Linked DNA regions of Homo sapiens: region 1 is linked to region 2. Evidence: chromatin loops called from intact Hi-C (ENCODE). Cell type or tissue: PC-9. All regions are shown on one strand.

Evidence for each region. A loop is a pair of places that touch in the nucleus more often than their neighbours do. Peaks named below come from ENCODE experiments on the same cell type or tissue, not always from the same donor. Only the 100,000 strongest peaks of a DNase experiment are listed, where the experiment ranks them.
Region 1: it touches region 2 in a loop (5-fold over the local background); 10 of 110 quality-filtered maps call a loop at or near these places.

Annotation. Positions count from the first base shown.
Region 1 is chr5:34,918,157-34,920,656 of GRCh38, forward strand. BRIX1 (biogenesis of ribosomes BRX1) reads left to right here. Exons shown (of 10, transcript NM_018321.4): 2 at 208-319; 3 at 1,684-1,727. It also overlaps a transcript of TTC23L not described here. Among named protein-coding and RNA genes, the nearest start is that of BRIX1, 3.7 kb to the left of the region's middle. In PC-9, a CTCF peak has its summit at 1,175; no DNase peak of the experiment used is centred here; H3K27ac peaks cover 1,038 bases.
Region 2 is chr5:36,869,330-36,871,829 of GRCh38, forward strand. It overlaps NIPBL-DT (NIPBL divergent transcript), which reads right to left. Exons shown (of 1, transcript NR_046262.1): 1 at 2,032-2,500. Among named protein-coding and RNA genes, the nearest start is that of NIPBL-DT, 6.1 kb to the right of the region's middle. In PC-9, CTCF peaks have their summits at 1,294 (motif pointing left) and 1,494; a DNase peak (open chromatin) is centred at 1,312.

The sequences.
Region 1 (2,500 bases), 2.0 Mb before region 2:
AAAACTAGCTGGACATGGTGGCACATGCCTGTAGTCTCCAGCTACTGTAGATGCTGGGGTGGGAGGATCACTTACTTGAGCCCAGGAACTTGAAACTGCAGTGAGCCGTGAGCACTTCAGCCTGGGCAACAGTGTGAGACCCTGTCACAAAACAAGATCAGTTCAGTATAAGATTTTAAAATCTTTTAACATTTTCTTTTTCTTTAGGGAAAGTGGAAAAATAAGGAACGGATTCTCATCTTTTCTTCCAGAGGAATAAATTTTAGAACAAGACATTTAATGCAGGACTTGAGAATGTTGATGCCTCATTCTAAAGCAGGTGCCTTTATATCATATACTTTAGAAATTTCTATCTATAAACTTACCTATTTTTATGTTTTCACTTATTTTATATATTCTTCATTTGTTCAGTGTTCTCACGAAAAAAACACAATGCCTTTTATCCTTTCAAGTGCCACAATTTTTCCAGTTAACATTTCGTAAGAAATTCTTTAGATTTCATTAGGTAGATTCTTTACTTTTTAAAACAGGTGTCCTAATATTATTGAAACATTTCTTGAAGGTCCAGGAATGCCTTCACTGTAATGCTTCTGAAGGTCCTGAGATAGGTGGGATGGTTTGTCCTAAGTGCTAAGGACTGCCACATGTTGCTTTTTGGGCCTTTTTTTTTTTTTTTTTAACTGTTTTTATTGAAAAATGGACCTGGGATAGAATTCAAAGCACTTTTTAAGTTGGAGTCAGAGCCTATTTCTAAATGCCAGGTTATTTATTTATTTTTAAGCAGTGGGTTATTTTACAGGCAAGAACAGTATGGCCGGGCATGGTAGCTCATGCCTGTAATCCCAGCACTTTGGGAGGCCGAGGTGGGTGGAACACTTGAGTCCAGGAGTTCCAGACCATCCTGGGCAACATGGTGAAACCCTGTCTCTACAAAATAAAAAAAAAAAAAAATGAAAAAAGTAAAGTAAATTAGCCAAGTGAGGGGGTCACTTGCCTGCAGTCCCAGCTACTCAGGAGTCTCAAGCAGGAGGATGGCTTGAGCCCAGGAGTTCAAGGCTGTCATGAGCCGTGATTGCGCCACTACATTTCAGCCTGGGCAAGGAGCAAGACCCTGTCTCAAAAAAAAAAAAAAAAAAAAAAAAAAGTTTGGAACAGTGGAGTGGCAGCGCCATCATATGGCTGTTGTTGTGCTTATGTTGAGAGGTGCTTTGGGGTTTTTTTGTTTTTTGTTTTTTATTTTTAAAATTTTAACTTATTTTAGATTCAAGGAGTATATGTGCAGGTTTGTTACACGGGCATAAAGTCAGTTTTCTTTGACACCTAAGATTAAAAAGTGAAAGATATTTTCATTGAAACTGGTTTCCTTTAACACAGTCTTTGGTTTGTGAGAATTTTCCCATTTTTGAAAAGGATTCCTAGAATACCTAAATATTGAGAAACACTGCTTACACTATAATTTCTAATTCTTACAGACTATATTTTACTTATTTTCTTTACATTTACAAAGAGTCAAGATTTTTGAGCGATTGTTTCCAGCTCTTGTTTTGAAAATTAGTAATAAAATCTCCTTTAAACTGAAGAGTGTAAAAACACTTTATTTTCTGGATAGCATATGTGGTTTGATTGAAATAACTTTGAAATCACCTTTAATTTACTTGCTTTTTCTTTTTTTTCTTTTTCTAGATACTAAAATGGATCGTAAGGATAAGCTATTTGTGATTAACGAGGTAATTTTGGAAAGTAATTGCAACAAAATATTTTTAAAATGTTAACAGTGGCTTATTTCAAAACTAAGTCATTCAGTGACTTTAAAAATTATTTTGTAAAAACTATTCAGACACATTTTATTAACTCTTCAATAACTGGTCTTCCAAATTTTTATCTCTCACAGTTTAGTGCTTCATTCATTTCTGTTTGTTTTGTCTGAACAAGCATATTGAAATTTCCTCAGGAGAAGGATTATGTCCCATTTTTTAACCCTGTAGTGTCTAGTATTATGCTAAATCCATAGTAGGTACTCAAAAAATTATCAGTCAACATATATAAAGTAAAATAAGTCCATTAAACATATATATATATAAAACCCACATGGTAAAAAGTGTTTTGCCAGTATTAAAAGTGATTTGTGTGGAACTGGCTATTAAGGTATTACAAACTGAATAGGTTACATTTTCAAAGTATTGTTTAAGATACTACACTTAGGTATTTTTTTTAACCTCTGGAAGCACAGAACATAAATTTACATTTTAAAGCAAAATTTTCAAAACTTAGAAGAATTAGGATCATTTTTTCACTATTAGCCTTCTTTAGAGCACAAATTTTTGAACCTCTGCTGTAATACCACATTATTCTATGTGCTGTAGAAACTGTTCAACAGAGCAATGTCCCTGTCATTATGGAACTTACATTCTAATGGAGACAGGCCATAAACAAGGTTTATAATTTCAAGTAAAGACAGGAGAAATAAAGCAGGTTATAGGTTTTGGACAGCTGAGGCTAC
Region 2 (2,500 bases):
TTGGGTTGGAGATGAAATCATAGGGAATTGAAGCAGTCCTCTTGCTCTGAATCAGTTCCTGGGTGGTGGCCACAAGATCAGATGAGCCAGTTTATTGATCTGGGTGGTGCCAGCTGATCCATCAAGTGCAGGGTCTGCAGAATATCTCAAGCACTGATCTTAGGAGCAGGTTAGGGAGGGTCAGAATCGTGTAGCCTCCAGCTGCATGACTATTAAACTATAATTTCTAATCTTGTGCCTAATTTGTTAGTCCTACAAAGGCAGTCTAGTCCCATAAATGATTTGCTTCTAAGTATCACTTTCTTGAAATCACTGGTGGCATACTGAATTTGTATGATTGTTCATATATCAATGAAATTAAATCTTTCAATAAAATTTAAGAAGTTTGTCTACTTCATAATGAAGATATGCTCCACGTCCTATGGAGATAGTGCTTAAGAAGTATATTTTTGAAAGGAATAAACACATGAGTAAAAGTATATATGGTATGTTTCCACAAACCTTGAAACGAGTAAGGGGCTAGACTAGCTAATTCATTTGGTTATTCAACTAAAAATGTTTGGGTCTTTACATTTATTTTGATGCAGTTAGCTAACGCTCAGCTCTTATACTTTTACTTCAAATAATATATAGATCACATCTATTCATTCAATATGCACCCATTCTATCAGGCATTTTGAAGTTCTTAGACAAAATTAAATAAACTGACATAATCACTTAGCTACTAGATTCCTCCAAACATCTCTCACAAAACAGATATTACTTTATTTGTTGTGTTTATAAACAGTAGTGGAAACAATTCTGTTCTCTAATTTTAAGCTGAAAAATCATGTCCTTATTAATTCACTGTAATAATTTTTTATTAAATTTTATCCCTTATTTCTTAGATTAAATGCACATAAATTTGATGTACAACTTTATAGTTTTAAAATGTGTCTATTTATGGCCTAATTTCAACTTTAAGTGAAAATGGAATTATTAAGAAATATTCACTGTTACATTTGGCTAGCAATTCATCATGGCATTAAGGTACTGTTTTCCATGGTTTTTCCATCTTGGGTTATAATACTGAGACATTTCACTTGTATAGTTCTGCATTCAATTTTTCTTCCAATTTATTTCCTGCAAGGTAATTCTAAGTTATAATTGTCACTGTATCCTTATTTGATACATTGGTCGCCTTTCTCTCCTTATGACTGTCTTTTTGGTAAACTCAAAAAGTGAGCAGGGGCCATACAGTTAAATTCAAAACAGGAAGTCATATGATGTTCCTTTATACTCCTACCTTTCATGATTGACTTGGCTCCCTCTGCTGGTTAGTAATATAATTCCTTTCTTAGTTCAATAGGGTATGTGTTAACATTGGTGAAATATCTGGGGTGAATAAGCTTGGAGTTAGAGCTTCTTATATGTTGATTCTCTAGCAAATTTTGTGTTTAGCTAAGGTTTTAACCAACCTAGGCCTTACTTATCTATAATGGAAAGGGACTTGGTATCACATGCCTGAAAAACAAAATTTTTATTAATGCCGTCTTAAATAGACTTGCCAACATTACAATACTGAAATCTACAAATAGCAAATAAAGTGAAAGAGTAATGAAATATTTAAATTGTATTAAAATATTTCAGTATAATATAATCCTTAACTTATTTGCTTTCTGGTTAGATACTTTTCATTCTACTCATGCAATATAATGCCTCCTTTTTAAATTCTATACACAATTTCTTCCTTCTTAAGTTTCCCCCTTTTAAATCCTATACACAAGTGTAAGTACATTTATTTAAATATATAGAATGAGTTGGATGGCAAATGAGAGTTACCTATTTAAGAACTTATTTACTTTGGCTAGAGAGAAAACACTTATTGAAAGTTTATTTTTCGGAGGGAGAAAGAAGTTTCCACCATTTTCAGGGAGTAATTTGTTCCTATGATAATTACTCTGTGAAAGATAGAAATTTGCTTTGGTCTGACTTATTAATAAACACTTGTTTTAAGATTGAAGGGAAGGTGGGAAGAAATAGAAACAAACATATATTCTGCCCCATGTTTATTATTGTGCTGTATCGGACATTTTAGATTGGAAAATGTGCTACAACAGATCAGTAATAGTCACAGATCTACACACAACAAATGTAGGTCCACTAGGAAAATAATTCCTCCTCACAACTTTAACCGTATTTGACATTTCTACTAACAACATAACTTTATTTCCTACCCTTTGCCTTAAGATTACCTTTCTGAAACCAGTATCAGATCTCTAAAATAGCCTGGTACTTCCTCTAAAATCCTTCACTAGTTCATAGGCAGTCAGATCTTTCTAACATTCCTTTTTTCCCCATTTTCTAAGGAAAATCTGAACTGTAGATTTTTAAAAACAAAAACAAACACTTTTTTTGGCCTGTAACCCACAATAAGGAATATGTTTTACAAGGTAATCTAACACATATACACATGAACAAATGTTTACTTAAAAACACATACCCTTACCATCTGTGATGT